2 separate regions of the Homo sapiens genome follow, and region 1 is linked to region 2. A link is an interaction called in ENCODE POLR2A ChIA-PET data of the cell type or tissue named here. Cell type or tissue: OCI-LY7. All regions are shown on one strand. Links, peaks and the distances in the headings refer to the core of each region. The heading gives the core; the rest is flanking DNA. Region 1 overlaps FBN3 (fibrillin 3). Region 2 has its middle 14 kb from the start of CERS4.

What was found. Peaks named below come from ENCODE experiments on the same cell type or tissue, not always from the same donor. Only the 100,000 strongest peaks of a DNase experiment are listed, where the experiment ranks them.
Region 1: POLR2A ChIA-PET joins it to region 2 with 9 read pairs; 3 of 35 experiments call an interaction of 5 or more read pairs at or near these places.

The regions. Positions count from the first base shown.
Region 1 is chr19:8,125,103-8,129,486 of GRCh38, forward strand. It overlaps FBN3 (fibrillin 3), which reads right to left. Exons shown (of 64, transcript NM_032447.5): 17 at 4,138-4,263; 18 at 3,926-4,051; 19 at 1,611-1,730; 20 at 1,366-1,503; 21 at 1,195-1,245; 22 at 790-915. Among named protein-coding and RNA genes, the nearest start is that of FBN3, 22 kb to the right of the region's middle. RefSeq lists an enhancer at 3,705-4,206. In OCI-LY7, for the core only: no CTCF peak of the experiment used is centred there; no DNase peak of the experiment used is centred there.
Region 2 is chr19:8,193,302-8,197,685 of GRCh38, forward strand. No RefSeq gene overlaps it. Among named protein-coding and RNA genes, the nearest start is that of CERS4, 14 kb to the right of the region's middle. RefSeq lists enhancers at 555-644, 935-1,054, 1,495-1,544, 1,919-2,772, 2,155-2,254 and 1 more. In OCI-LY7, for the core only: no CTCF peak of the experiment used is centred there; DNase peaks (open chromatin) are centred at 860, 1,380, 2,070, 3,400 and 1 weaker place; H3K4me3 peaks cover 2,703 bases; H3K27ac peaks cover 4,000 bases.

The DNA of each region.
Region 1 (4,384 bases), core at 167-4,166, 68 kb before region 2:
ACCTAATACTGTCCTCAAAGATAAATCCTGGCTGGACTTCCAGCACTCCGGGATGCTGAGGTAGGGGGATCCCTTGAGGCCAGGAGTTTGAGACCAGCCTAGGCAAGAGAGTGAGACCCTGTCCCTACAAAAATATATATAGATATACCAATAAATAAATAAATTAGCGGGTGTGGTGGTGCACACCTGTAGTCCCAGCTGCTCAGGAGATCAAGGTACAAAAATCAGTTGAACCCAGGAAGTGCAAGTTGTAGTGAGATGAGATTGCGCCACTGCACTCCTGCCTGGGTGACAGAGTGAGACCCTGTCTCAAGAAAAAAGAAAAAAAAACCCACCCAAATGTCTTTCATGATATGTTAGCCAGAGGCAGAGGATCCCAAAGGATGCCTGAAATCTCTCCTGTTCAGGCCAGGCGTGGTGGCTCACGCCTGTAATCCCAACACTTTGGGAGGCCGAGGCGGGCAGATCACCTGAGGTCAGAAGTTCGAGACCATCCTAGCCAACATGGTGAAACCCCATCTCTACTAAAAATACAAAAATTAGCTGGGCGTGGTGGTATGTGCCTGTAATCCCAGCTACTCAGGAGGCTGAGGCAGGAGAATCGCTTGAACCCGGGAGGCGGAAGTTACAGTGAGCCGAGATTGCGCCACTGCACTCCAGCCTGGGCGACAGAGCGAGACTCCATCTCAAAAAAAAAAAAAAAAATCTCTCCTGTTCCTCAAGTCACTGCGGGTGGAGGGAACAAAGGAAGAACGTGTGGCCCTGTATGCGGACCTCGCCTGGACTCACCCACGCACAGCCGGCCTGAGGCGTCCAGCATCAGGCCCTCTGGACACTCACAGCGGAAAGACCCAGCAGTGTTGACGCAACGCCCGTTGGGACAGACTCCCGGGAAGGACTCACACTCGTTCACATCTGGGTAAGGAGGAGGGAAAGCCGGAGGGTCCAGGGAGGGGAAGGGTGCTGGCTGGCCATTCCCCTGGGGTCTCAAGTTGTCCTTGAGGAGGAAGGAAGGGGACGGGGACACGGGGACTGGGGACTTTCAAGAAGGCCTGGGGACCAGGTAGGGAGAACGTCTGTCCCCATCGCAAAAGACTCCAGGGCGGGGCCGGAGGTGGCACCCATGAGGGTGGTGCGCCTGGTTGTGTGCGGGCTCTGGAGTAGGGGGTGAGCTGGACACGGGCAGGCAGTTACCATCGCAGGTGACACCCGTCATCCGGGCAAAGCCCCGGGCACAGGCAGGGTCTGCAACTGGGAGAACAAGAGTGAAGAGAGGAGTCATTTTCTCATGCCAGCCCAAGGGGGGACCCGCCCCATGGAGGGCTTTTCCCATGGGTGCCTGGGAGGCCTCAAGGAGGATACTACCGATCTCGCAGCGTTCGCAGGGGCTCCCCCAGGCTGCCCCGAGGGTGGCGCAGCACTCAGACCGCAGGCTGGCTCCCTGAAGGTTCACCTCACAGCGGCTCTCCTGGATCTTCAGCCAGCAGGTGCCCTTGGTGCTGTCTGGGGAGAAGAGGCGGGTCACCTGTCTCACCTGCCGGCCCTACACCTGCACCCTGACCCATAGACGCCCAGCCTCTGGAACGCCGTCGGGCTCCGGGGCCGCTCACCTAGACAGAAGGTACCAGAGGGGTCCAGCCGGCTGCCAGGGCCACATTTGCAGGTGTAGGAGCCGGCCAGGTTCCGACAGACGCCACTCACACACGGGCTGGACAGGCATTCGTCGACATCTGTGGGGACAGCCCCCCACCAGGTCCTGAGCTGCAGGAGGAGTTGCCTTACCTGGCCAGGACCCCTCCTCCCCAAGGGGCCGCCGCAACCGGTGGCACGGGGTGCACCCAGATGCACAAGCATGCAGAGGGCACTGGAATCAAATGTGCATGCAAGCACATGTGTGTGCTGAGCTGTGTGTGTACATGCTGTAAGAGACAGGAAATGCCAAACTGTTTTTTTTTTGTTTTTTTTTTTTTTTTGAGACAGAGTCTCGCTCTGTCACCCAGGTTGGAGTGCAGTGGCACCATCCCGGCTCACTGCAACCTCCGTCTCCCGGGTTCAAGCGATTCTCGTGCCTCAGCCTCCCAAGTAGCTGGGACTACAGGCATGTGCCACCATGCCTGGCTAACTTTTTTTGTATTTTTAGTAGAGACAGGATTTCATGATGTTGGCCAGGCTGGTCTCAAACTCCCAACCTCAGGTGGTCCGCCCGCCTCAGCCTCCCAAAGTGCTGGGATTATAGGCGTGAGTCACTGCACCCAGCCAAAACTGTATTCTTACTCTCACCTTCAACACAACACAGAATACATCAGTGATCAGACATGGGGTTTTTTGTTTGTTTGCTTTTGCCAAGCTGCCCAATTCTCCGACACCAGCAGGGTGCCCTATAATTCAATTCTGACGCTTTCTGCCTGGAGTTAAAGTCTGACTCCACAGGTTGAGGGCTCAGTCCCACAAGACTGTCTTCCACACCAGATGCCAGTTGCAAATCGGGGCCTCCAGAATTTCTGCCTTCTCCTCGGGCTTGATCATCCGCTAGAGGGGCTCACAGGACTCAGGGAAATACTTAACTTACGTTTACTAGTTTATTATAAAGGATATCACAGGCTGGGCGCTGTGGCTTACGCCTGTCATCCCACCTCTTTGGGAGGCAGAGGCGGGTGGATCACTGAGGTCAGGAGTTCGAGACCAGCCTGGCCAACACGATGAAACACCATCTCTATTAAAAATACAAATTAGCTGGGCGTGATGGCACACGCCTGTAGTCCGGGCTACTTGGGAGGCAGAGACAGGATAATCTCTTAAACGGCGGGAGAATTGCTTGAACCCAGGAGGTGGAGGTTGCAGTGAGCCGAGATCGCCCCATTGCACTCCAGCCTGGGTGACAGAGCGAGACTCTGTCTCAAAAAGATAAAATAAAAAAAATAAAGGATATTACAAATGATGAACAGCCAGATGGAAGAGATGCACGGTGCAGGGTATCTGGGAGGAGATGTGGAACTTCCGTGCCTGCTCTCGGCATGCCGCCCTGCCAGCACACAGATATGTCCATCCACCTAGAAGCTCTCCAAACTCTGTAGTTCGAGTAGGACTTCTGGGATGTGTGTATAACTGTGTGCCCCTGAGTGTGTACAACCATGTGTGACTGGGACTGCAAGTGTGGGAAGTGTGAGAATGAGTGTATGGGCCAGGTGTAGTGGCTCGCGCCTATAATCCCAGCACTTTGGGAGGCTGAAGCAGGTGGATCACTTGAGGTCAGGAGTTCGAGACCAGCCTGGCGAACATGGTGAAACCCTGTCTCTACTAAAAATACAAAAATTATCTGGGCTTGGTGACGGACGCCTGTAATCCCAGCTACTTGGGAGGCTGAGGCAGGAGAATCGCTTGAACTAGGAGGCAGAGGTTGCAGTGAGCTGAGATCGTGCCACTGCACTCCAGCCTGGGTGATAGAGCAAGACTCTGTCTCAAAAAAAAAAAAAAAGAATACGTGTGTATGTAAATGTGAGTATATATGTGTCTTTGAGTGTGTATGTGTGAATGTAGGTACATATGCAAGTGTCTTTGAGTATGCATGTCTGTGTACACATGCACACAGCATGTCTGAATGTGTGTCTGTGTATACACGGCATGTGCAGCGTGTCTGGGTGTATGTATGCATGACACATGCAACGTGCATGTCTGAGTGTGGTTGTGTACAGGATGTTTCTGAGCGTGTGCATGTGTGTCTTGTGTACACACCTCATGCAACATGTGAGTATCTGAGCGTGTGCATATATGTGTGTGTGCACACTACATATAGCATGCGTGTGTGAATAGAGGTAACATGTAAGCATCTTTGAGCGTGTGCATGCCTGTGCGTGCACACGCCACATGCCAAGTATGTTGGAGCATATGTGTGTGTGCAAACCCACGTGAGCCCGGGACCCAGTACCTTTGCAGATCTCCGTGTCCTGCCAGAAGTGGAAGCCGGGGGGGCAGGAGCAGCTGTAGCTGCCAGGGCTATTCTGGCACCACCCGTTGTCACACAGGAGGCTGTTGAGGGCACACTCATCCACGTCTGTGGGGTGGGGGTGGGAGAGAGGGGTGAGGGGTCTGCAGTGGGAGAGGCTGCCCACACATCCGCCCGCCAGGTGGCATGCTCACCTGTGCAGTCCTTGCCTGAGGCACCTGCCTCATAACCCAGGTTGCAGACACAGCGGTAGCTGCCCCGAAGGTTCTCGCACACGCCATTGGCACAAACCTCAGGATCCAGAGCACACTCGTTGATGTCTGCGGCAGGAGGAGGGTGTGTCAGCAGCAGCAGAAGGAGGGTGTGTCCGAGGCAGGAGGAGGGTGTGTCGCGGCGCACCAGGGGTCTCTAGAAGTCAGATTCCCCAAGGCCATAGCTCCA
Region 2 (4,384 bases), core at 290-4,289:
AATGTGTCTTTAGATAGCCCTGTCCTGGTGGTATTTTCAACAGCCACTAACCTTGCCTGGTATAATATGGGGGTTGTAAATTGCAATGGAAATTTAAAGCAGGTTCTTGTTGGTGCACAGCACAAATTGGTTATATATGGGGATAGTAGGTTTTTTGGGTTTTTCGTTTTTTTTTTTTTTTTTTTAAGACTGAGTCTCGCTCTGTTGCCCAGGCTGGAGTGCAGTGGCATGATCTCAGCTCACTGCAGTCTCTGCCTCCCAGGTTCAAGCGATTCTCCTGCCTCAGCATCCTGAGTAGCTGGGATTACAGGCACCCGCCACCAAGCCCAGCTAATTTTTGTATTTTTGGTAGAGATGGGGTTTTCTCATGTTGGCCAGGCTAGTCTCAAACTCCTGACCTCAGGTGATCCGCCCACCTTGGCCTCCCAAAGTGCTGGGATTACAGGCACGAGCCTCCGTGCCTGGCCTAGGTTTCTTTTCTTTCTTTTTTCTTTTTTTTTTTTTTGTAGTCAGTGCACACATATCACACATACACTGGGGTTTTACAAAATAAGAGACAAAGCTCTGAGTCAAATGCAAAAGTTTAGATGCTCACTCCATGGTCCTTTCCTCCAGGGAAGTCCCCACTCCCTGAGCCACCCCAGGGGACTCCTGGGCTGGAAAGAACTGAGAAACCCCAGGCCTCTTGCTCCTCCAGAGTTGCAGGGGGACAAGGCAGAAACCCCAAAGGTCCCGAGACCCTGAGCTTGGACACTGCCCCTCTTTTCCTGCAGCCTCTTCCTGTGTCCCCAGCCCTGCACTCCCATCCCCTCCCCCAACTCTGCTGGCCCAGCCCTGGCCTCCCTCCCGCACTCATTTCCGGAGGATGCCCCAGCCTGTTGCAGACATGGGGGAAGTCCAGCCTAGTTGGGGATGTCACAAGGGGGTGGGGTTAGGGCTATTTCTTTTATTTTTTATTTTTTTATTTTTTTATTTTTTTTGAGATGGAGTCTCGCTCTGTCACCCAGGCTGGAGTGCAGTGGCACCATCTCGGCTCACTGCAACCTCTGCTTCCCGGGTTCAAGCAATTATCCTGCCTTAACCTCCCGAGTAGCTGGGATTACAGGCACACGCCGCCACGCCCGGCTAATTTTTTGTATTTTAGTAGAGATAGGGTTTCACCGTGTTGCCCAGGCTGGTATCGAACTCCTGAACTCAGGCAATCTGCCCACCTCAGCCTCCCAAAGTGCTAAGATTACAGGCATGAGCCACCGTGCCCAGTCAGGGCTGTCTTATGTCTAGTTCATACTCTAAATGTTCAGACTTGACATGCCCCAGCCTATCTCCAGCCACCCTCCTCCACCGCCCAGCCCGGCAGCCCACATCCTCACTGACACGGATATCAGGCAGGCTTCCTTCAAGACCGCTGTTTTTGCCCGTTCTCAACTAGAGCCCATAGCCTTGCTCAGACACACAGGCTTGGAAGGCCACTAACTCACTGCCAGACCTTGGGCAAGTCGCTCCACCTCCCTGATCCTGCCCTTCTGCATCTAAAAAGTGAAGTATTAAAGGAAAATGCATCTGTCTGCACGAAAGCAGAAACACAGCTCCTAGGTTCTGGTTCCAGCGGCTCACAGGCTGTGTGACTTTGGGCCAGTGTCCTAACCTCTCTGGGCTTCGGTTTCCTCACCTGTCAAAGAGGAATTAAGAGGACCCACCTCACAAGGCTGTTGCAGGATCAGATGAGTTCATTTCAAATAGTGTCTGCAGCCTGAGCAACTTAGTGGGACCCCATCTCTAACAAAATTTAAAATGTGGCATGAACCTGTAGTCCCAGCTACTTGGGAGGCTGAAGATGGCTTGAGCCTGAGAGCTGGAGGTTGCAGTGAGCTATGATTATGCCACTGTACTCCAGCCTGGGCAACAGAGTGAGACCCTGTCTTTTTTTTTTTTTTTTTTTTTTTTGTGACAGAGTCTCACTCTATCGCCCAGGCTGGAGTACAGTGGCATGAGAGATGAAACACACCCCAACCAGGTGTCTGCCTTGCAGCTGGGACTAGCTTCTCCCCATACTTCCTCCTGTCTTTACCCAAGGGGCCTTCAACTACCGTGCACCTCCCTTCTGAGCAGACACCAAGGACATCCTGTCTCCAGCCCAGACACACACTCTGAGCTTCCTCTATGTGCACCTCCCACAGCCCCCTGGAGATCTGCACCTTCTAACATCCAATGCCACATCTTCCCTCCAGATCTGCTTTCACCCTGTGCTCCCTGCCCAGAGATGGGCACCGAGCCAGGCCCGCCTGCCCAGCATAGTCCAGGCCTGGGGGGTAGACCTTCCCATCCTCTGCCTCCCCCTCCTCCCTTCCCTGGGTCCCCCAGACTCCAGACACCCTCATCTCGGAACCGGACTCTGTTTTGCTCCGTTCTCTCCACTCACCTCCCACCCTGCAGCCCTGGTCACTCTATTTTTTTTTTTTTTGAGACGGATTCTCGCTCTGTCACCCAGGCTGGAGTGCAGTGGCGCGATCTTGGCTCACTGCAAGCTCCGCCTCCCGGGTTCACACCATTCTCCTGCCTTAGCCTCCGGAGTAGCTGGGACTACAGGTGCCCACCACCACGCCTGGCTAATTTTTTGTATTTTTCCTAGAGACGGGGTGTCACCGTGTTAGCTAGGATGGTCTCGATCTCCTGACCTCGTGATCCACCCGCCTCAGCCTCCCAAAGTGCTGGGATTATAGGCATGAGCCACCACGCCTGGCTTAATTTTTATTTTTATTTTTTTGAGATGGAGTTTTGCTCTTGTTGCCCAGGCTGGACTGCAGTGGTGCGATCTCGGCTCACTGCAGTCTCCACCTCCCAGGTTCAACCAATTCTCTTGCCTCAGCCTCCCGAGTAGCTGGGATTACAGGAACCCTCCACCATGCCTGGCTAATTTTTGTATTTTTAGTAGAGAGGAGGTTTCACCATGTTGGCCAGGCTAGTCTCGAACTCCTGACCTCAAGTGATCTGCCTGCCTCGGCCTCCCAAAGTGTTGGGATTACAGGCATGAGCCACTGCACCTGGCCTTGTTGTTTTTTTGAGACAGGGTCACCCATGCTGGAATGCAGTGGTACCATCATAGCCCACTGCATCCTAGAACTGTGCTCAATCGATCCTCCCACTTCAGCCTCCCAAGTAGCTGGGGCCGAAAGCACGTGCCGCCAGGTCTGGTTTTGTTTGTTTGTTTTTGTAGAGATGGGGTCTCTATGTTGCCCAGGCTGGTCTCAAACTCCTGCCCTTAAGCAATCCTCCCACATTGGCTTCCCAAAGCATGGGAATTACAGGCATGAGCCACACTACACCGGCCCAACTTTTGTTTCAGTGGAGCCCCTTCTCTCCTCCACAGCTCCTCTTCACACTCACCCACCCCCTCAGCTGAGGGACACTTCCTCTTTGGGATCCTACTCATGCCTCGAACATCCTGTTCTCACCCACACCTCCCCATCAAACGCCCCCAGTACTGACCTGGATTGACCAAGGAGCCTGTTCATTAGCTTTGGCTCACTGATCCCAGAAAAGAAGCCCCCTCTAATTAAACACGCACGAAAACCCCAGAACAGAGGCAAAAAGCATTGATGGGAAAGAACTGTATCTTCTGGAAAGTACCAATATGACAATGAATCCATTCCATGCTGTAGTTAACAAGATGCGGGCTATAATGGAGATTACAAGCTAACTCTCAAAACCAAAAAAAGAAATAATTCATTGAAAGGTTTTTTTTTTGAAGGGAAGGCATTTTTTTCCTCTGCAAATTTGTATGCAATAGTTTACATTTAACTTTCCAGCATGATTCTAGAGAGTCAATTTTTGGAAAAATGAACACATTTAAAAAAAAATGCAGCCAGGCGCAGTGGCTCATGCCTGTAATCCCAGCACTTTGGGAGGCCGAGACGGGTGAATCACGAGGTCAGGAGATCGAGACCATCCTGGCTAACATGGTGAAAACCCGTCTCTAGTAAAAATACAAAAAATTAGCCAGGCGTGGTGGCGGGCGCCTGCAGTCCCAGCTACTCGGGAGACTGAGGCAGGAGAATGGCGTGAATCCGGGAGGCGGAGCTTGCAGTGAGCCGAGATCAAACCACTGCACTCCAGTCTGGGCGACAGAGCGAGACTCTGTCTCAAAAAAAAAAAAAAAAATGCTTGTAGGTAGTGTGGTTTGAATTGTGTCCTCCAAGGAGATTTGTTAAAGCTGGGCACGTGTGAATTTAACCTTATTTAGAAACAGAGTCTTTGCAGTTGTAACCAAGTTAAGATGAGGTTATCCTGGATTAAAGTGTGATATGATCCAATGATTGCTGGCCTTCTAAGAAGGTCATGCATGGCCTGACGTGGTGGCTTATGCCTGTGTCCCATCTACTCAGGA